Regions from separate parts of the Mus musculus genome. Here regions 1 and 3 are each linked to region 2. A link is a loop called in an ENCODE intact Hi-C map of the cell type or tissue named here. Cell type or tissue: left cerebral cortex. All regions are shown on one strand.

The links. A loop is a pair of places that touch in the nucleus more often than their neighbours do. Peaks named below come from ENCODE experiments on the same cell type or tissue, not always from the same donor. Only the 100,000 strongest peaks of a DNase experiment are listed, where the experiment ranks them.
Region 1: a loop joins it to region 2, with 14 times the contacts of the local background. A loop is called at or near these places in 2 of 42 quality-filtered maps.
Region 3: a loop joins it to region 2, with 2.2 times the contacts of the local background. A loop is called at or near these places in 2 of 42 quality-filtered maps.

The regions. Positions count from the first base shown.
Region 1 is chr2:116,440,336-116,448,335 of GRCm38, forward strand. No RefSeq gene overlaps it. Among named protein-coding and RNA genes, the nearest start is that of 2810405F15Rik, 370 kb to the left of the region's middle. In left cerebral cortex, no CTCF peak of the experiment used is centred here; DNase peaks (open chromatin) are centred at 4,017 and 4,470.
Region 2 is chr2:116,229,248-116,237,247 of GRCm38, forward strand. No RefSeq gene overlaps it. Among named protein-coding and RNA genes, the nearest start is that of 2810405F15Rik, 160 kb to the left of the region's middle. In left cerebral cortex, no CTCF peak of the experiment used is centred here; DNase peaks (open chromatin) are centred at 3,750 and 7,675.
Region 3 is chr2:116,408,578-116,416,577 of GRCm38, forward strand. No RefSeq gene overlaps it. Among named protein-coding and RNA genes, the nearest start is that of 2810405F15Rik, 340 kb to the left of the region's middle. In left cerebral cortex, no CTCF peak of the experiment used is centred here; a DNase peak (open chromatin) is centred at 3,560.

The DNA.
Region 1 (8,000 bases), 210 kb after region 2:
TTCATTTGTTTCCTGCCAATGCCTGTCATTCAAAAGATTTTATGTACAAAGGGCCAATTCAGCTCATGCTGAGCTCACAGTATTGAGGGGGAGGGGTTCAGACATGGAATGAGAGCTATTAGTCGGCACATGTTTGCCCAAGGCAGGTGACCGAAGCATAAGGCTTTGAGGTAGAGTTTTTCATGATTAGAAGCAGAAGCCAGCAGCACATAGGGGATGTAAAAGGCTCTTAGGGTAGATAAAACACTGTGAAATAATGCATCTAAAAAAAGAGGAAATTGTCTAGAAGTGTGCAATAAGGTTTTTGTCTATTTGGGTACATGCTGCCCTAAATCAAGTCAAGTGGGATGATGCTATTTGAGTTGGAGATAACTAGGAGAAAGACTAAGAAATTATGCTAGCATTATCACAGTTATGGGGTTTATATTCCTTATCTTTTGGATATGTTTGGATAGATCTGACTTGAAATTGTGTTCCAGCCTGGCATTAAAATAATGCTTGCTAGAGTTGTTTACTATTTATTATTGTTGTTGTTATTAGGAAAAAAAACAACTTAGGGCCTGGAGAAATGGTTCATGGGTATGTTCTTTCAGCATAAGCATAACACAGAGAGTACAGGTCCTTCAGACCCACATAAAAATTGTAGAAGGTGGTATCAGTCTATAAAACCAGCACTGAGAGGCAGAGCCAAACCTAGACTGGAGGTTCCCTGGCCAGCCAGTGCAACTAAGTTTGCAAGATCCAGGGTAAATAAAGAGAGATCCCGTCTTAACACAGAAGGTGGATAACGACAGAAGACAACAGATGCCAACTGTCATCCCCCATGCATGCACGTGTGGATGTACCTGCACAGAAACATGCAAATGTGCAGTCATACCCCACCCTAGACATGAAACAGTTATCCTAACCAGTGACTAGCAATAGTACTCTGATCCAATCTTTTCTTCAACTAAACCTTAGTGATTCCTATACTAATCGTTTTGGAAGGAAATTGCCTGACAGAGAAGAATAGACATTTGTCAGGACCACATTAGGGAGGAGTGTGTTGCGCTCTTCCTGATTTTAAATACTGAAGTTATTCTTGCTCTAGGCAACCTGAACTTCCCTTTCCCAGGAGTTTCACACATGCTCCATCTCACTGTTATTTGGTTTACCTATTCCAAAAACTGCTTACCATGGCAACCCTTGTCTGCATGACAGGCAGTTAAATTTGCTTGGAAAAACTGCAACAAAGTGTCAGTTTTCATAAACCCTCTAAGCTCAAATGTTTTCTTCCTAAGGAATTTCCAGCCACTTTGTTGTGGTCTTCAAGCCCTTGCCAAAAGACAGTTTATTAGTGAAAGCCTTATTGAGATACATATACTTGCTCAATATTAGTGACGGATGCTGTTGGGATGAGCATAGCTTCTCAGAACAGAAAAATAATTGGCATTTTAACTCTCGTTTTGATGATACAGAAGTGGCCTTCAAATAACACCTGAACCAAATAATTATGCATTTTATATGAATGTGCTTTGGGCACCGAAGGATGTGAGACGTGAGGATAATAGACAGAGGCCAAAAATAATTCCAGCCCAGTTTTGATTCCACTCTGCACACCCAAGCATGTGCTCCACCCAGAAAAACTCAAAGGTATTTCCAGAAACCCTCCTATGGGGTTATGGGGTTGGTGCTAACAATGGCAGTTAAGAGGTTTTATGTGATCATGAATAAATCCATAGATCCCTTTTACCACCTGTCAAGATGCAGTAAATGTTGGACACTACTGCCATATTTTAAATACAAAATTTGGTATTTATATGATATGTATTCCTGTGGCCCAAACACGTTTGGATCAACATGTTAGTTGATATTAAATCTGTAACTGAAGTACCTCCAAAGCAATAACAGTTGAAAATTTCCCAAAGAATTGTTCGCCATTCCTCACATCAAATTATTAATCTATTCTTGGCATCTGGGCAAGGCAAGATATATTATGCAAATTAGCACTTGGCCCAGAGCATGAATGGAATTAGTTTTATGCTCAAGAGGAATCTGGCCATGTGTAAATGATGGGGGCTGGGGGTGAGTACGAGCATATAACCCAGTGAACTTCACTTGTGGTTCATGATAGATGCTTCTCCAAGATAACTTAAACTCCTCTTCATCCTCAAGCATAAGGAGATGGTAAAAAGATCCCTCAAGGAGATATTGAAAATGCAAGCCTTTAGGGAATTTTGCAATTTACTGATACTGAAGTTCACATTCATATTTAGTTTTCAAGTTCTAGTCACCATTTTAGTGATTTTAAAAGTCTAATATAATCTGATGACTCGTGATTCACAAACTACACATAATGCTGTGATTGCGTTACTTGTAAATTATGGCCAAGCTTTAAAATGGGTCAAGGGCAATTATGGGTTGCTTTCCTGAACACATGTTTTATGGGAAAATGAAAGAAAGAATCATCCTGCAAATGGCATTCTGTATGGAAATTGTATTGTCCTGTGTCCTGCAGCAAACATATGATTTTTGAATGGGTGTGGTAATCAGAAAATGTGTATCCTTCTGCCACAGCAAAAGGAACACTTTGAGAAGAGAAAGGAGGTAACTGCCATCCAAGTGCTAATTTTAAATACACAGAAGTCAGAAGTGATGTTTTCAAGATAGATCTGATCTGGAACTCAGGTGAAAAGTGAATGTAAATGGATTAAAAAACATGGTAGACAACAGTTGATGAGTGAATACACACTGTGGAGTTAGAGCCCTCTGAGCATGGTGTCCTTATGAAGAAAGCATTGCTCAAACCATAATAAAACCAGTGGTTAAGTATGGACAGAAACCCTAAGGAAAACATTGGGACTGCTAAGAATATAGGGAAGGACTCGGGGTAAGCAGCAGGCATAACTTAAGGAACTGGGTAAACTTTACAGCCTGTTTGCAGTAGAAAAAGATACAAGAATGTACTTATAATTAATGCATGCAAAAAGTAGGGAATGTAGTTATAATGGATGAAATGGAGGAATTAGAGATCTGGATTCCATTGTGCCAGGCAGATTGGTTAGAGTTGTTAATTGGGATAAGTGTCCACAGGAGCTAAGGTGTCAGAGCAGGTAATAAGAGAGAAAGCTGATACCTTACCAAGTTGTCTCAAACTTGATTATTCTTGTGTGGAGTGTTGAGAGCAGGTGTAATAGCATTCTTGAATGTATGAGGCAATTTCTCCCCATGTTGTTATAGAACACTGTAGCTAAGCACCTTCTCCATAGCACATATATATCCATTCATTTATTAAGGGAGAGGTTTAAGAAACCTTCATTGAATGACAAATATTCTTGGTTTAAAACAGGTTGTTCTATAATATGACTTTTTATAATTAAAAAAAAAGAAAGAAAGAAAGCAAAGCTTCCTGGCAGATCCTCATGGTTTGGTCTGTGCAGTGCAGGCAGTTTGCCAAGCTGTTAGACCAAGATGATACCAGTCCTTGAACTTTGAATCTTTATTGTCTAGAGAAGAAAAAGAAATAAATAACACAACATGTGACACCTATTATAAAGTCGTGAAAGAATTTTGCAAGAGAGAATAAATGGCAATTCAACAATGCAAAGTGTAGTCAGCCCCATTTATTTATTTTAAGGAAAATAAGGTTTATGATAAGACTGAAATGGAATAGAAGGTTGAACACTGGAGACACAGGAGGGATGGTCCAGGCTTTAAAAAAGCTCATACACAATAGTACGGAAGTAGAGCAGAGCACAGGACTTGAGTGGACAGAGAGAATGTCAGTGTGGCTGGGATATAATGTGAGGGGGAAAATCGACGTTAGAAGGGGGTCATAAAATATGCTATATGGGAATTCAGGCACCAAGGCTGGTGTCTTAGATGACTATGATAGAGGTGTACATGGAGATAAGAGGTCCACTTAGAAAACAGCAATGACTAGAAAATGACTCAGCAATTTTGGTGCTAAGTATATCCTTCCCCAAAGTCAAGTAACAGTAGCTAAGCCCAAGAGCAAGTACAGAAGCATTAGTCACAAAAGAAAAATATAGAAACAACACAGATGCAGATGGGTTACTGTAGCACAGTCACTTATGCACTAACAAATTATACAGCAGCCAAAAACCATCACCCATAGTAACATGAATATGCTTAAGACTTAGAAGTATAAATTAAAGCAAGTCCAAGCCTTAACAACTTGATACCATTTAAAATGAAATTAAAATAATTAAGCTCAAAGTGATATACATCTAGGAATGCAAGCAGATGTGAAATTGTATTTTTATTTTAAAGGAAAACAGGTAAATGATGTACCTATGATCCTCAGCTAAGGGAAAGTGGGGCTTCCTGGCAAATGGAATGATGAAGGAAGGGACTAGGTATAGATTACCAACACCATCCTAGTTTTTATATTGTTCATGCATGTCAATGCACAATTATAAACTCAAAAGCTGAGTAAGGCATGCACAGGACAGACAGTGAGAGAACGTCAGAGTTAGTCTGGTCCTGTGTACCGAGTACTCTCAAACCTGACAAAATGTGCTAATGGCTTAGATGTGGGGAGTCCTCTCTCCCCCACACAGGATGGAAAGGTGCCACGAACCCCATGGTGCTTACAGTTTCTAACCAGGCACTTTGAAAATGACACCATTTTTGGATATAGACAGATTAAGGGAGGGTTTTTTTTCTTACAGGACCTAGGTCTACCTGCCTAGGTGCACTGGCCACCATGGGCTGAACTCTCCATCATCAATCATTAATCCAAAGATTGCCCACAGACATGCCCACAGGTCAATCAGATGGAGGTAGTTCCACAGTTGAGGGTCCCTCTTCCCAGATGATTCTAGTTTCAAGTTGATAAAATCTGACCAACACTGAAGACTTTGGAGTAGTTTTCTCTGGCTGCTATCAGCCATCAATGAATTGCAACACGTGAGTTAATTTTGAATAATAAGAAAAAACATTGTCTCACCTTTCCAAAGAGCAGATGTCTTGGCTGGAATCAAGATACTAGCTGGGACACAGGCCCTGGCTTCCTGTGGAGGTTCATTTTAAGTTTACACCTGTCTGTTCTAGCTTCTGGTGGCCATGATATTCTTTGGCTTGTGGCTGGTTTACTCCAACCTGTTCTACTATGATCAAAGGACTTCTTCCTTTTCCCCTTCCCTTTTGGCATGCCCCGACTCTTTTATGCTGTCCTCTAAGGGTACATGCTGTGGCATTTAGGATTGGTTGGGATGAATTATATAATTCACTATCTAAGAGTCTTAACAAATAAGACAACATGCACAAGGTCTAAGATCCTCACGTAGGGTACAGCCAGGTAGAGAGTATTTCTAATGTTGGGAGTCCTAAGAAGAGGGAGAAAGAAGAATAAAGATTCTGAACAGTATCTTTGAGGCGTTCCAGTGTTTTGTCGAGGCTGCCGAGACGGAAGGCACTAGGTGGGAGCCATTGAGGAGGGAGACATGTCAGATGAGCCAGTCAGAGCTGATGCTGGGCATTGAAAATGATGCCTTTCTATATGAACTTGTCTGGAAGATAAATCCTTGTTCAAGCATATCAGGAAGAAGGGAGCTGTAATGCTTACAGATGAGCAAGTGTAACCCCAGAGGCCTTGATTTGTTTACAGCAATAGTAGAGCTATTTGGAAGGAAACAACTGACACTGAGCATGCAACAAAAGGGGAAACAGCTAGGAAATAACCCTGAAATTAGACGGTAGAGTTTGCAGTAAGGGAACTGTGGACCCCATGTGAGCTTCAGGAGGATAAATATGAGGCTACCCATTCAGCAGTACTCCATTACTCTTCAGTGTCCTCTGCTATCATGGGCTTGGTCCTTACTCAAGGCTGAGGGTCTCCAGCATTATAGCACAGCTCTCAATCTTTAGCTATGCCTCTATCTTGGATCCAGATTCTGATTCCTCCACCTCCCAGTTATGAGCTCTTATCACTTAACTGTCAGTGCCTGCTTCCCTACATGGAAACTGGAGACCATTGCAGAGTTGTAAGGTTGGTGGAACAATCAAATTATTCACAGATATAAGGCACACACAACAGTATTTAGTAGTAAGATTTTCAATTTCTTTTAAAATATATATAGATATATTATGGAAATATATTTTCATTTTAATATCCCAGGTGTAGGTATATGGGACTGCTTCATTGCAGGTGTCTATGATTTGCCTCATGTTTTATCAGGAACATGCTTTTTCCAGCTGCAGATAGTTTCTGCAAGTGTGTGACATTTGGAATTTTGGGGATTTTTCAGAGGATATGTAAATGCTACAGCCAGGATAGGAGGTAACTGGTTGGACAGTTGTTAGTGTTGTTTTTGGTTTGTTGCAGTTTGTCAAGTAGGTGTGTGTGAAAAGCCAAAAAGAAAAAAATTAGATATCCTAGCTGTGAAGATCAAACTTGCCTTAAGGCACTCAACACCCCTAATCAGCAGGAAGTAATCTAACAATGTCTTTGCCTCCTTTCTCCTCAGTCCTTTTTTTTCTCTCCTACTTAGTCTTAGGGAGTTGAAAGGGTGGAAGAAGAGTATGGAGAAGGGTGGAATAAAAAACCTACAAAGTAGCCAAAAGTCAAGCTATAGTATATCTGTATCATGTGAGTAATGGCATTTGTAATTTCTTTGAGATAAGCCACATACATGTACATCTTCAGAACCTCATAACATTGAGTGTTGTATGTTTTCTACCCACAAAAAGTGAAAGAGGAAATTGGAAAATTATAAAAGAATCGTGCATAATAATTTTCTTGAATAAAAATCCTTGTTTTTAAAAGAACTAGTTTTAAGAAAACTATCCAGTTATAAAATTTTCTAGCTTCTGAAGACTCACCATTGCCCATGTTTTTCTAAAATGATTTATGATTTGCACAGATGTCAGCTAAGTAATAAATTAAGTCTTGAAATAAGAACTCATTTATGAACAGTTTCCTTCAAATTTTAGAGTGTAGAAGATTTCCTCTTCATAATTCCATTCATTTGTATTTTCCACAAAGAACAACCTTGGACTAGTAATATCACCTAAGTGTGTAATGTTCTGAAATCACACCTAGATAAAACAATCAAGTGATATTACTGATTATTTGAGTAACTCTTCAAAACTCTTCCATGATAGTTTCAACTTGACACATAAATATCTGGTGTCTTCATTGTGATAATCCCAGGAAAAGTACCAAATGGCATCCCAGAAAGGAGAAGCAGATTTGCAGTTGTTTGTGGATTTTATATTTGATCCTTAATGTGTCTCTGAAATAGAAGACAAATATACCTTATTCACTTCATAAACATAACTTTGTAAACATAAACTTCATTAAAAAGGAGACAAAGACTTTGGAAAAACATAGTTTTACCTTTAAAGGAGACATGTTGGTCAAAGGACACAGAATCAGATCTGTTGGACATTAGGTTCTAGAGATAAGATATAGTAGGAAATAATAATGACTGGGACTAATAACACTAGATTACACACTTGATATTTCCTATGAGTCAATCTTAAATATTTTTACCCCCTTGTAAACACAAAATAATGGTGTAAGGTCATGAATATTATAATTACCTTATTAAAGATTCCTTAATATGTGCATAGAAAAAACCCATCACATTGAAATTGTAAACATATAATTTTTAATTTTTTCTTCTTAATATGTGTATAAGTGTTTTTTTATTGAATGTCTGTAAATGTTGATATATGGATGCCAAGGCATGTATGTCAAAGTTAGCAATTAATTTTGTAGAGTCAGCTCCTTCCATTAACTATCCTATAGGTCTTAGGGATTGAGTACAGGTCTCTAGGATTATCTAGCAAGTTCTTTTACCTGATGAGCCATGTCACCATCCCATGATTTTATTTTTTATTTGTATGTGTATATACCCATATGAGGAACCAGAGGAAGACCTCAGAGGTCACTCATTAGGTTCTGTACACCTGCTTTTCAGACAGACTTTCTCACCAGCCTGTAGCTTTCCATGTAGGCTAGGTGTCTAGCCACTGAGCTCCAGAGAACTGTC
Region 2 (8,000 bases):
TCTCTGGGAGGTGCAGTCTCTGGATGGTCCTTTCTTCCATCTCAGCTCCAAACTTTGTCTCTGTAACTCCTTCCATGGGTATTTTGTTCAAAGTTCTAAGAAGGAACAAAGTATCCACTCATTGGTCTTCCTTCTTGAGTTTTGAAAATTGTATCTTGGGTAGGCTGTTTCTGGGCTAGTATCTGCTTATCAGTGAGTGAATATCATGTGCATTCTTTTTTTTTTTTTTTTCAATCTTAAAACCTTTTCTTTTTTTTTTTATTTTTTTTCCATTTTTTATTAGGTATTTAACTCATTTACATTTCCAATGCTATACCAAAAGTCCCCCATATCCACCCACCCCCACTCCCCTGCCCACCCACTCCCCCTTTTTGGCCCTGGTGTTCCCCTGTACTGGGGCATATAAAGTTTGCAAGTCCAATGGGCCTCTCTTTCCAGTGATGGCCGACTAGGCCATCTTTTGATATATATGCAGCTAGAGTCAAGAGCTCCGGGGTACTGGTTAGTTCATAATGTTGTTCCACCTATAGGGTTGCAAATCCCTTTAGCTCCTTGGCTACTTTCTCTAGCTCCTCCATTGGGAGCCCTATGATCCATCCATTAGGTCATGTGCATTCTTTTGTGATTGGGTTACCTCATTCAGGATGATATTCTCTAGATCCATCCATTTGCCTAAGAATTTCATAAATTCATTGTTTATGAATTTTACTTCTAAAAGCAAAACTAAAGAGGAAAAAAAAGGAAGGCAGAAAACAGATTACCTACTCAGGACTTAGTGCCTAGAAGTAGCAGGAACTGAAACAGAATAGGAATGGGTGAATTATGTTCACAAAGCTGGGAAGAAGAAATCCAGACTCCTGTTCAAGGGAACAGGTTGATTATTTCTTCGAAATGTTAGTGCTACTATCAGAATATCAGAATTCTTCTTCTTCTTCTTCTTCTTCTTCTTCTTCTTCTTCTTCTTCTTCTTCTTCTTCTTCTTCTTCTTCTTCTTCTTCTTCTTCTTCTTTCTCCTTCCTCTTCCTATTCTTTCGTCTCTTCCTTTTCCTCCTCCTCCTCTTCCTCTTCTTCCTTCCTCTCCTTCTCCTTTTCTTCTGCTTCCTCTTCCTCCTTTTCCTTCCTTTTCCTCTTCTTCCTCTTCCTCTTTCTCCTTCTCTACTCCTCACTCCACCACCTCCTCCCTTTTTAAATGGCATCTGCCCATTTTTATTTTTTGTTTCTGCCTTTGCAATCTTTGCAATGCTTCTAGATACCAAGGCAAAACTGTATCTTCTAGATTGTCCTTCTTTGAATGCTTCCAGTTAGTCTTAGATGCTGACACAAGACCAGAATAAAATGGTGGTGGTGAAGCAGCAGTCAGATCTGTCTGCCATGATGGCTGTCACTGATAAGAGGTCTGCCCTTCCTGAGACTTCTATCAGCTTCTCAGGCTGCTCTGGCAGGTGTGGTAAAGACCCACCCACTCTCAGCAGGAAACTCATGGTTACCAGAGAAAGGAGCTATGAGAACTGACACTGGTCTCAGGCTGCCCTTGTAAGTCCCACATCATGTGTGTGAATTATAGTTACAGTTGCTTCACTTACTCAAAATCCATTTTCCTTTCCCATGTCCTGCCTCTATCTCCAGCATCAGATACAAGCAAAACAGTTTCAGAGAACAGATTCAGCTCTCAGACCCACATCCAGCCAAATCCCCAAAGAAATTCCTCTCACCCATGCTACACCACTCTAAGTTTTCTGACTGAATCTTGACCCATACACTACCCATTAATCTCTTTCTCATTTATTGTTTTACTTAAAAAAAAACCCAATAAACAAATTAAATGAATGAATATTATAAAAACTATTAACCGGGTGGTGGTGGTGCATGCCTTTAATCCCAGCAGTTGGGAGGCAGAGGCAGGTGGATTTCTAAGTTCGAGGCCAGCCTGGTCTGCAAAGTGAGGTCTAGGACAGCCAGGGCTACACAGAGAAACCCTGTCTCGAAAAACCAAAAAAAAAAAAAAAAAAAAAAAAAAAAACCAACCAATCAACCAACCAAACAACCCCCCCAAAAAACAAAAATACAAACAAAACCCCACAAAACTATTTACTGAAAAGGCATGCTCTAAAGAGTATAAAAGATATTTTATGACTGCAAGAATTTAATATATATGACATATATATGTTATGTATTATATTGTTTAAAAATACCATGGGAATGATAATACATATTTCACAAGAGTAATTTTATGGTAATGGAGAAGGTGGATACTTGAACAAAAGAATGAGTTATTTTTGTGTTTCTGTCTGGTAATATGTTCATAGTTTGATTTACCTTCTCTTATATATCCTTCTTAACTAGACAATTTACTTTTATTCAGTTAAAATTATATCTGTCCATTGACCACAGCAGTGACCAATATTTGAATGTTCAAAGTCAGAGTAGAAAAAGAATCTCCAGGGCATCATAACCAGCAGAATCTCATACACGTATTCACAAAGATTAAACGAATTTTCACAATGATTTTATTTGTCATGTCTTAAAATAAGAATGATCTGGATGCTTAAAATGAATAAAAGTAGTATGATATATTCACACAGTAGAATTCTATTTGGAAATTGTAATGAAACGCCATAATTACACACAGCAACATGTTAAAAATCCTTTTAAAATGTTGAGTACAAGAATGCAGACATCTAATAATCTACACTATATATTGCACTCATCCAAAGGATGAGTGAAACCAATTTACAAATGGTTATGAACGAGATGGGGGACTTGACAAGGGCCCTAGAGTGAGCTGTAGACTGAGTGCACATTGTGCTCCATTAGTAAGATTCAGTGACATGTGAGGCTTGTAATGTGTGAGAGTATGAATTCATTCATTCTGTGAATGCAAATTACTTCTCAAAATATTAAAACATAATAAAGATGAAATACAGATTCATCTGTCAAAACAGAATTACGTAAATAAGAAGTTGATATTTTCCCAGGTGTTACATGTGACTAATTCAAATTTTTAATTACTTCTTGTTTTCCTATAACAGTATCACTTAACAAATCAACCATTATTGCGTTAGTTCATTGATGACACATTTTCTAATATAAATAATTTACATTTATTTTATTTGAGTTCAGCATTGACTTGTAGATAATCTTGCCATTTACCAGAGTTGCTATTACAGCCACATATGTATATTACATTTTTTTTTCTGAAGGAGACATGTGATAAAACAGAAGGGGGAATGTGAAAAGCCATCCCTTAGAATAAAGACAGACTTAGCTATGGGTAGGATAATACTAAAGTAAATATTGGCTGCTAAATATTTTTATATGTAGAACATTCATGAATGAAGTACATGTTTCTATCCTCTAATATTTATAAATATCTATATATTTATATTCCTTTGGACAGAGGGATTGATGGTATTCGGACACCATTAGGCAGATTTCTCAGTAACTTGGTAAGGACCCTGAGCTCCTCCTTGGGTGGAGCACATCTCACCTAATTACTCTCAGATGAAAGTTTTGAAACTAAAAACTGCAGCTGTTATTTTTCCCTCTGACTTTATTAGAACATTAGAGTAACGATCAGGAAGAATTATGCCCATGAAAATACTTTAACCTTCTGAAGAACTACTTCTGAACTACAGCAGACTGGATTTCACTTTCTTTTGGTACTGTAGTGAGTTTGGTAGAATTATGTGCACATTTCTTCTTGAAATTGTGGGTGGCACCTAGTTAAAGTTAGATTCCCCCACCTAACAGGCACACATGAGAAGTTGACTAATTGTTTTCATGAGACAACCAACTAGTCCCATCTTATTTTTTCCAGCTTGACATTTGCAGGTTTTTTTTTTTTATGCTAGCATATTTCAAGACACAGATTTAGAATGTAAGCACTTATTCCTATCTTAGTACATTAAATAAGAACATATATTGGTTGGTGAGAAAAATGGTGTGCATGATATTTGCCCAATCAAAAAGTACTTTGATAATTTTAACTATTGTTTTCAATGAAATATAAGACTGTGATTTGTCACACTAGAAAGAATTGACCACCAATATTAATTATTAAATCCTTAGCTTGGTGCTTATAATTCTTTTTGATGATAAAATATTTATCAAGCTTAAAAATGAGCAATAACTTAAATAAAACTGAATGTTCACTGTGATGACTAGGGTTAAGAACTATGGAGTACTCAAAATTATATTTTAGTAGTAACAAGAAGACATGTACATATATAACAAAGGGAAAACAAAGTAGAAAAATACATTTAATATCAGAAGCACAAAGCATAAGAGGTCTGATTCTTCAACAGGAGAAATTGTCTCTTCCATTGGTATCAATGGAGTCAGAATTCATAGAAAAAGTAGGTAAATTATGTATCAAATACACACTGAGCATGATTTAAACCCTTTTTCACTGTTTTCCACTTAAATCTATTGCAATAGTGGAATAAATATATATACACATGCTTACACACACAAATGTGCATACTCACGTGCACATACACACATACAAGTGCACATACATTTCTATTTATAAAAATAAATAGAAGGCTTTGTGGCTTGCACCCACAATCAGCATTTGGGAGGCTGATGTAGGAAGATTGCCTTGATTTGAAGACCAGCCTGGGTACGTAGTTCCAGGGCACCATGGGCTAGAGTGACACACCCTTAAAACACAAACAAATGAAGAGTCAAACAAATGTGACTATTTAGTCATTTGATGCAATATGGAAGCAAGTCTAGGAATGAGAAATGAGAGATGGAAGATAGTTTTCTGGAGGCTGGACTTTCACCACCCTCTTCAGGAAGAGAACTAAAAATGTAGGATATTTAAGAGGTGAGGAGCTAGAAAGGACTTGAGATGGGTGTGACAATATTCTATTTGAAGCAACTACGTTGACTAAGGGCACAAAAGGGTTCACTTAAAAAAAAACCCACAGGCCCCCAATGGAGGAGCTAGAGAAAGTATCCAAGGAGCTAAAGAGATCTGCAACCCTATAGGTGGAACAACAATATGAACTAACCAGTACCCCAGAGCTCTTGACTCTAGCTGCATATGTATCAAAAGATGGCCTAGTAGGCCATTACTGGAAAGAGAGGCCCATTGGACAGGCAAACTTTATATGCCCCAGTACAGGGGAACACCAGGGCCAAAAAGTGGGAATGGGTGGGTAGGGGAGTGGGGGGGAGGGTATGGGGGACTTTTGGGATAGCATTGGAAATGTAATTGAGGAAAATATGTAATAAAAAAAACCAACAGAATAATGACCTTGAATTATGTATTACACAGAAGTGAAGTTCTTGTTAGTTATCACAAATTCCCTAAGCTAGTAGGGCAAGAACTGCTTCTGAACTCTGTTTCTTGTATAACATCCCGGTAGAGCCAGGCATGACATTCTCTTAAAGAGAGACTTGAAGCACATGGACAGGAAATAGTCACAGATCACCCACAAGATACAGAGCACACAATGACATATGGAAAATGATATTGCAGAGACCCAGGAAGTTCCTACCATCATGGGAGGATTTTCACATAAGAAATAAAAATAATATGTACCAACAAAAGTTTGTACCCCCATTTGGCATGTTTAAAATATGAGATGAAAAGCATTCATGACAAACACATATGCTCCCTTTGTCTCTGTATTCTGTTTTCTGATAAAGGAGAGAGAGAGAGAGAATTCAGTAAACTCATGGTAGTATATGCGTGTAATTCCAGAACTTGGAAAGCTAACACAGGAGAATCACAGATACAATGTAAGTACCATCTACACAAGGACAGTCTATCTCCTAAAATCAACAAATTAGTTTACTATATAGGGGTGAGGAACAGGCATCTAGCTTCATCTGCATATTCAGACTAGATTTTCTCAGCATCACTTGCTGAAAAGATTGTCCTTTCTCCAATTCATGTTAGTCAGTTTTAACGTTTTCTTGCTGGAGGTATTAGAATTTTTCTACATGTACGGTAAGGTAATTGATGGCCTCTATTTCTCTTTCTTGTCTAAGCTCTGACTACAACTTCCAGATCTATGCTAAATAAAAGAGGTGAGAGTGGGACGTTTCATCTTATTCCAGATATTCTAGAAGGAAGCCTTCTTAACTTTTCTTATTGATTCTATGTATCATTAGCTATGTGTATGTGTGTGTGTGTGTGTTTGAAATATAAATAAAAATTTAGTAAAATATGACCCCACTCCAATAAAATTGCTATTTTCAAATAAACTAAATATGAAAAATACAGGCAAACACAGAGAAATGAGAACCCTTTCTGCTGTTGATGACCTATTGTAGACGAAATTATGATCCAGAAAACATACTATCAAAGGAAATAAAATAGAAGCAAACTAATTTTACAAACTGGTCCATGAGTTAAAAGTATGTGTGGATATACACAGTGAGATAAAGTTTGGCTCTCAAAGGAAGAGGTTCTGCTCTATGTAAAGACATAGATTGAAGGGAAATCTTTATATTTAGTGTAGTGAGTAGATACAAGCACAAGTACAGCATGATCTAACTCCTACACAGATACAGGAACTCTTGTTCTTATTTTTTTATTATTTATTCTTCAGAGCTTCATAAAGATAGCTTATTTCATGTATACATATACTTGAACTATATATTAATTCACACACACTCTGTTTTCTTTTTGTTACCTCTTTCTTCCTCTAATTGATTTCTTTCCTTCCCAGTCTCTCTCTGCCTCCTGCTTTCATGTTCTATCTAACATCTATCTATCTATCTATCTATCTATCTATCTATCTATCTATCTATCTATCTATCTATCTATCTATCTATCCATCCATCCATCCATCCATCCATCCATCCATCCATCCATCTATCTATCTATCTATCTATCTATCTATCTATCTATCTATCTATCTATCAATCATCTATGTATTTATCTATCATGTATGTGTGTGTGTGTGTATGTATGTATGTATGTATGTATGTATGTATGTATGTATCTAATCATCTGTCATTGGCCTATCTAAAATTTAGCATCCAGAAATGAAATTGGCAATACTTATCCTTCTGAGTCTCCCTTATTTTGCATTGCTGTAACTCTGAGAGCTAATTACACCCCTCACACTGTGAAGACTTTCCTGTTGTCCACTGACAAGGATGATGTCAAGATATTATGTCCATTCACACCACTAAGGAAAACTTTCCATTTCAAAATTCTTAATTTACTTTTAAATACTTATTTATTTTCAGACCAGGTTTTACTTTGTGGATCTGGCTGGTCTGAAACTTATAATATAGACCAGGCTGCCCTCCAACTTACTAGAGACCCTTCTGCTTCTGCCTGCGAAATGCTGGGATTAAAGGTGTGTGCTACCATGCTGGATTTAAGACCTAATTTAATAATACTTTAAAAATCTCTTTTATCATGTAAGGCAGCACCATGACATATTTGAATATTTTAACAAAGACATTTTGAGGGCTATTACTTTGTGTTTCATGTAAGTCAACATTAAGTAGGATCTTGACACATTTTTAAATAATAGAAATAAAACACTTTGTCTCTTTTTACTTTGCCAAGTAAACTTAAAGTCAAATAAATGAGTATTAAGTCTGTGTGGAGGATCCCATGATGAAGTGTGTTTTGATGTTCCCACAGCAGATGTATCACCCAGGGACACCCTCTTTGGAAACAGCAGGAGCCTCCTGCCTACTCTCTCTTCTGGCTTCAAATTTATCTTCCCACCAGCTGCCAGCTCTAAACTACAGTGAACATCTCAGTTTATGGTCCTTTCAAGCTAAAATCTGTTACACTGGTACAGAAATTGTAATACTTATGTGAATCAATAATTGTAATGTATGTGACACCATAAATTCATGGCATACCCAGAGAAGTGTACACACTGTTTCTGTGTTAGCCTATCCAGCAACAAATACAACATAGACCATTTGTATGACTGTCTAGGTATGTTTTCAATTTTCTATCTTTTATTAAAAAATAAAGAAACAATTTTGATGAAAAAATTAAAGGTTCTATGATA
Region 3 (8,000 bases), 180 kb after region 2:
TTTTCTAATTTCTAATGTGCGGAGCCCTTACCAACTACCAATTAGCTTGCATGAAAACAACACAGCAGCATTTACTTACACATGGGTAAACTGAGACCAGGGCTACTTGAAGAGAGGGCTCACACTAGGCCATAGACCAGCAGGAGTCAAGTTACTTCACATGTTGAACACAAATAAGCCTTCATTAAAAATGTGATGTAGTGAAAATACTTCACGAATTTAATTTCCCCTCATCAATGCACAGAACATTTACAAACTGAATAACCTGCATTAAGTAGATGGAAATGAATTAGTGTAAAATAAATTAGAAAATTCCAAGCCACTAAATGCATACGTATGTTCATTTGTTAAATCTTAACAGAATGGATATTTTAAATGTATCTTTTGTCTTTGGCAAAAAAAAGACAAGGAAATTAATATTTTCGTAATATAGATGTCATCTTATATTTCATGCCTGACTCATTTGAAAATGTAGATTAATTTGCAAACAATTTAGAGAGCTGAACTATTGAATTGGGTCCTCTAAGATTTAGGATTTGTCATCTTTTAAAGTTGACACCCAGCGAGAGCTTGTCAATTACAAAGAAGGGAAATGAAGTGAAAGCGGGCTCATCTCCATCTTCTTGTTATATGCTTGGTTGGGTAGAGAGACACCATTTACAAGCCGAAAATAATTATTCAGAAAGTTACGCTTCGCTTTAAGACCAAATTTCAGCAAGTAGAAAGTGCCATTATGTGATGGCTATTTTATTCAGTGAGTCGGGAGGCTGTGTGGACAGAGAAAGTACAGCTTACGGTTGGAAAGTCCCTAATATGTTTACACTTCTTACCTTAGTGATGAGTTGAGCAGGGATGATTTCAGGTCATTCCTCCACAAGCAAACAATACTCCCTGCATTGCTGTTGTATCACCATTTGGTTAATGTTAGGATTTAGGAAAATTATAATGTGACTTACAGGTGTCATCATCCCGGAAACCGAGACAATCATGGAGATCCCACCCTGATCCCTGATCTCAAATGTGTAATTGGTTTTTATTCTATTCATAAATAGAAGACCTGCAATGTTTTAATGCCTTGGAAAAGTCTCACCAAAGTAAATTGTTTATTCTGATCAAATCCATAGATTCTGAAAAGAACACTCCCACTCCCATGTGCTTACTCATGTTCTAACTAACTCTCGGTGTTGACTTAAGGATGTAATGCTCACAGACAAAGTCACCTCCAGAGCAGGACAGTATTTAGAGATGTAGCATCCCAATAAATTCATTTCCAACTGTACTGAGCTTAGAACTATCAAGCTGACTTTGAGTATCTGTTGCCTCTGAGACTGATGGTAGAGATAATGGAACCAAAGAATTGCTTGGAGATGTGCATGCTTTACTAGTCGTTTCTCTCTGGGCCTCTTGTGACCATTTACTATCATATGCCATTCCCTCCCTAAGGAGAGAAGAAAAGAAGGAAATGCTAGGAGGGATGTAAAAGAGACACATTGTGAAACTTAGATCTTTTAGAACAAAAACACGAGACATCTCCTCTTCTCCACTGCCTTATCTAGAACACTTAGGCCAATTCTGCTTCTAGTATAGCAAGAGAGTAAAGGGCCCATGCAGATGATATGGTCCTTAAATACCTGCTTCTTCTTTTCTTGTTTTTGTTTTTGTTTTTCAGTGATGGATAATGTTAGAAACTACTCCCCAGCCTGAATTCAGAATAACATTCTGTCAACCGAAACAATATTCACTTTCTGAAGTCACGCTGAAGTTACCCCATGATTCTGTCCTAGTAACTCAGACCTCAGTAATTATTCATCACATCACCCCGCAGCTTCTGACTCCTTTTGATGGTTCTCCTTGAGTTGTTTTGTCCACTGCTGGACATGGATGTTATTGTTTTATCATAAAAGTAATAAAAGAACATCAGTGTGGAAAACAGAAGCTGTATTTAAATGTTTCAGTGTCTAAGGTAAAAATTATGATCCTTAAAATACTAGCTCACTAACTTTTATAAGCACATGCTACATTTTAAAAACTCGCTCTCTGTGATTCTATACACTGAGCACTTATGCATACTAATCCCAAAAATCTCCACATCACACTGCTAGGTTCAGACAGCTAGCTCCTCCCCAACTAAGGACACGAATCAAGATTTAATAAATAACATTATTTAAAACACAGCAAATTATTTAGAACATTATTACTAAATCCTGTTGCTATGTTTACATGATTATAGCTTTCAAAAATTTTACATTATTTTAAAGCCAATTTTCAGAAGGAAAATTACTGGCTCAAAAAGCGAACCTCAGTAGTATAATTGAAAGAATTCAATTTTAACTTCATAGCCAATGTATTTGAACATAGATAGACTCTAAAGAATAAAAATGTAGATTCACTCTCTGATTGTAAAATCACATACTACCACCCTTTACACAATGTTTCATAAGGGTTGGAAAGAATGTGTTAAAACTTGGCATAAACAAGAGGCATTATTGGAAGGGAAGAAGAGATCACATGGAGGGAGAGGAGAAAAAAGAGGACAGTGAAATGGATGAGAAGAAGGGGATGAGAAAGAGGGGGATGGAAGATGGGTGGGAGTAGAAACAGGGGTACAGGAAAGGACAGATTGTGTATGAAAATGCCACTATGAAATCTATTGCTTTGTATGTTAACTTTAATGTCAATTAAGAAACAAATGAACTTAGTCTTCCTCAAAAATTAGCCCAAAAGGGCTCTGCAACACACTCCACAGTTACTAGCTTTGTCATTGTTGCTCTGTTTATAATAGACAGGAAAAGGAAGGAGCCTAGATACCTATCAATTCATGAATAAATAGTAAAAGTGAAGTTCTCTGCCTCTGTCTGTCTGTCTATCTCTTTCTCTCTTTCACACACACACACACACACACACACACACACACACACACACACACACACACACAATGGCATTTTACTTAGATGTAAATGGAAATGAGATCTACAGAATTGAGAAATATTACATTAAGTTAGTTAACCCAGACCTGAAAGGCAGATACCATATTGCATGTACTCTCTTAGTTTTGGATCCTAGCTTTGAATCTTTACATTTGAGTGTTTAAAATGGAAAGTTAGAAATTGAAAAAATAGAATGGGACAATTACATGCAAGAGGGGGAGCAGGAGAAGTTATAGAATGGAGGAAAGGGAAGGAGAGATAACTGGTGAAGGAGTTCAGAAGACAAATCAGAAGAACAGGTGGGATAAATAACTACAATGGTGCTGAGAAATCCATAGAGAACCTAATTATTTTATAAGCTTACTTAAAACACATATTGCATGTATGTTTTCATAATATATATATGTATGTATATATATGTGTGTGTGTCTATGCATTATGCATACTTGTATATATACAGAGGGAGAAGAAGAAGGAGGAGGAGGAGGAGGAGGAGGAGGAGGAGACGGAGGAGGATGTGTTTGTATATGCATCTAACAATAATTATTATAGAAGAACACATTAGCTCAAGAAGAGTTGGTAGGGTGTGGGAGGAGTTGACATGGAGGAGAGGGGAAAATGACGTATATGAAATGTACTCATGTATGAATTTCTTTAAAGACTCAAAATGAAAATAGAGATGAAACATCTAAAATTAGCATAAAATGCCTCCAGCTGTCTTTTAGAATCCTGGTGTTTCACAATCTTGCCCTATTTAGTTGTTAAAATGAGATAAAGACAGAATCATATTGTTTCAATGAGCATAACACTAAGACTGTAATCCTCTATGTTACTATTTTGCCTTTCGAGTCTTCCTTTTTTAAAGTACATTTGCCATCAAATTTTTAATTCTAAAAAAATGCGTGCAACTTCTTTCTTTGGTGGACTGACTGACTGACTGACTGAGCCAGGGTCTCTGTAGCCCACAGACCTTAAATTTATTGTCCTCCCTAAGCTCAGGACTACAGGCATGTACCGTGAGCTCTGGCTTTACACCTGCATTATATGATGTTTCGTGATAATTCTCCACACACCCATGTTTTAATGTAACTATTTGTGTCAACACCCAGTGTATATTCAGATCCAAATGGGCTCCTGGAATAGCGTTCCATGTCAATTGCTTTTTATTCTCCATATTCTAAAATAGTTTCACAGCAGCTGGAGTACAAAAGGTGAATTTTTAAAATGTTCTTACAAGGTATCTGGTGATGTTATTTTGTTCTTTGAAGTCAAAATTATATTGGTTAAGTATAACTAATGATTCCTTTCCAAATTTCAGACATTTTCAAGAATCCAAGCCACTGTGACCATTTCAGTCTGCATCCTCCTGCCTGCACTGAATCCTTGACCTTTGTACTCCAGAGTGTTTATTGCATTTGTTTCATTTCATGTCCACCAACATGTCAAAGGTCACTTCCTTCTATCCCAAAGGCATCCGTGTTTTTGTTGAGGCTTTCAGCAGACTTGGTGATTTTGTGTGAGTAAAATTTGGCATTGAGTGAGGGTGAGGAGTTCCTAAAAAAGTAAGGCATCAATGTCTGTGGCAACTCCACAATTCATGTGTCATAAGAGAAATAGATGTTCTTAAAGACTTTGTTCATTCCCCAATTCCCATGCCTTGTTATTCAGAAACTGTCTAGGGTTTAGTTTTATAACTGAATAGTGTCGATCTATTTCACCTCCTCGATGCCTCAGAGAAGCTAATGGAAGAAGGGGGAGAGACAATGTCAGAGATAAAGGGTCTTCTGAACATGACATAGTCTTTTTGCACTTATAGTCTCCCTGCAGCTGTCATCACCTGCACAAGACTGGACCCATCTGCATTTCATCTTTATTGGCAATGGACTCAGGAAGCTCCGAGCCTCCCTATGCTTGCTGGGAGAAGGTTACCATTTTTCCCAGTAGTGTAGTCCATGCTCCAGCAAATAAGCTCCAACCCACGGTCATGCAAACAACTTTACTTAAACTCAGGGGGGCATGCAAAAGGCATCAATTTAGGAAGGAAATTCGATAAGAAGAGGGGTGTCAGTAGAGGGAGAGGAATGAGAGAAGGAAGTAAGGGTGAGTCTACTAAAGTCATTATATACACATAAGAACCTGTCAAAGAAGAAAGGAAGAAAGATTATCTATTAATATGTAAAGCAGGTGTCCATAGTAAGTTATTATAGTCACATTCAGCCAATTATAAGTTATACCATTTTCAGACACGCTCATGCACCATCCAGAGAGAGAGACAGAAAACGCTATCACCAAAGCTATGATAACTTATTGATTACTTTACCTTTCCTAGCTTCAGAGAAATTACAATGTATGGATTGATGATGGTTAGAGCCAGGGAGAGATGGTATGCAGATTATTTTGGTCCTTGCTATTTTATATATACATATATCAAGAGAAAATAGATCTCAAAATTTTATTCTTTAGCTTTGTCCCTATCAATTTTCTTGTGTTAAGATGCTAGTGACATAAGGTCTTAAAAAATATTTCATGCTGATTATGAAACAAGAAAATAATTTAATTTTCCAATTCTCTGCTGCTTTTGGATATATTTTAAGTCCTTTCAATAGTGAAACTTTGAATTGTGTACAGTTTTGATCATTTTTTGTGATATGTTTATGTGACTGTATGCATGTGTACCTGTGTGAGTCTGTGTGTGTGTACCTGTGTTTGTGTGCCTCTCTCTCTCTCTCTCTCTCTCTCTCTCTCTCTCTTTCTCTCTCTCTCTCTCTCTCTCTCTCTCTCTCTCTCTCTCTCTCTCTCTCTCTCTCTCTCTCTGTGTGTGTGTGTGTGTGTGTGTGTGTGTGCAGGTACATGTGGTAGCCAGAGGGTAACACTGGATGTCTTCCTCAACCACTTCTCTACCTAAATTTTTAAGACCATTCTCTCACTGAATCTGATCCATAACAATTCAGTTAGACTTGCTGATTAGTGATCCCTTTGTATTCCCCTGTCTCTTTATAAATCTTTCAGGACTAGAAGCATGGGTACATGCAACAGCCTGGTTCCAGTACTTGTATGGCAAGCACTTTAGTGCCCGCACCATCTCCTCACACCTTTGACCTATCAGATTTTGGAAGGAAGCACCAAGTCATGAAGAGAGCAAAGATCTTAGAAAATCTTGGTGTCTTCATTATACTATGCCCAAAGCTTAGTGGATTATATACTTAGATGTATATTTTGAATGCAGTGTTGCTTTGTACAAATTTTAATTTGTGTTTTCCCAATGACTGAGCCTTCAATTGTTCATGTTTCCTTTCAGAAATACGAGGCCTTCCTGAATCATTTTTCATCTGCCTATGATTGCTTTTGACAAATTCTTCCAATGTTGTTGTGTGGGGACGCTTTTATTCGTCATTCATTGTTTGGACTTCGGGAGGGTTGGACTATGTAAAGTTTTATATAGAACCTTATTTGATTTTAACACTTCATTTTACAGATTTCCCATTTGACCTAACATGGGCTAACCGGGACCAATATTAAAGCACTGAGGAGAGATGTAGCTTGTGAAGTGTTGCTAAGACCTTCAGGAAGAAGTGGTAATCCAGGCAAACCCTAGCAGCAGCAGCTGTAAGAGGAAACAGAGTTTTAAGAGTTCTGGGAGACAAAGTCAGCTAGAGCTCTCAGCAATGAGCCCCTCAGAGGACACAAGGCTTAATAGAAAGTTCTGGACATCTGAGAAGTGTCCCTCTTATGTGTCTAAATGCTATCACATGTGTATGAGGAAAATAGTCAGTATGGGGAAAGACCCAGTGGGAGAACCAGCAGTGTATTATGAACCTCTCTCATCACACTGACAAATCCTAATGGCAACAAGTATATATTTGCTCTGAGGTACAAGAATCCATCATGAAGGAAGGCCTGTCAGAGTCCCTGGGAGAAGCACACAGCTAGGTCCCACTACCTGGAAGAATAACAGGGCTGAACTCTAACTCTCAAAGACATGCCCCCAACACCCAGGAAACTCTTCTGCCCCCCCCCCATGCCCTACACCTCAAAGGTTCTACAACCTCTCAGAATAGCACCATCAGCTGGGAATCAAATATTCAAATACAGGATCCTGTGGGGAACATTTCACATTCAAATTGAACAGGCATGAACAGTAGCTGGCACTTGTACTGGCCAGAAATTGTGCCTGTTGTTCCCATCCATGTGGAAAAACCTTGTAATTCGCACAACATTAGATAGAATACACAGGAAAGTCTTGACTCAGTATGGGGGATAATTAGCCCTGGACTAAATGTTATTCTGGGACTACCTAACAAATCTTAAAAGCAAGGCTTAAAAGGATCAGGCTGTTTCCAAGTAATTTAACTATGTATTAGAACAAAGATCATAAATATGAATAGAATGCAAATATCTACCGTGCAGCACAGCAAAATTCCTCAGACCCAGCACCCAATCAGAGGCTGCCACACATGCAAAGAGGTAAGAATGTGAGCATGAGGAAAGCCAGCTAACTGAAGCTCCTGGAACCTATGCAGAGAGAAGATTTTCAAATAAAGACTACTGTAGACATATCTATAAATGTAAAAAGGGAGCTCCCAGAATAATTAAGAGACAAGAAATAGTCTTCACAGGTATTAACAGGCAATATAATACATTAAAATTGAAACAATAATGAAGACATGTGACAACTTAGGCTGCATTAAAATTCAAAACCTCAACCCTTCAAAAACAGATAAACATGGAAAGATTAACAGAGCATGTAAAGAAAACACAGCAAGTCATATAAGGAGTAAGGTACTCATATGCAGTGTGTACAACAGAAAATAAATAAGGTTTCAACCCAATTTAAAATGTGCAGATGATAGCAATGGCTACTTCAGCAAAAACATAAACAAACAGGCAATGAACTCACAAACAGCTCTCCAGTCTTTAGAGAAAGGTAAATTTAAGCTGTGTGATATGACCTCATGCCCACAACAAGAGCTGCAATTGAAAGGAAAGGATAGCCAATCAGAGCAGTTTGTAAGTCCATAGAGCAAGGAAAACCTCAATCTTTGTTTCTAGAATGGTAGAATGGTATGGCCACTT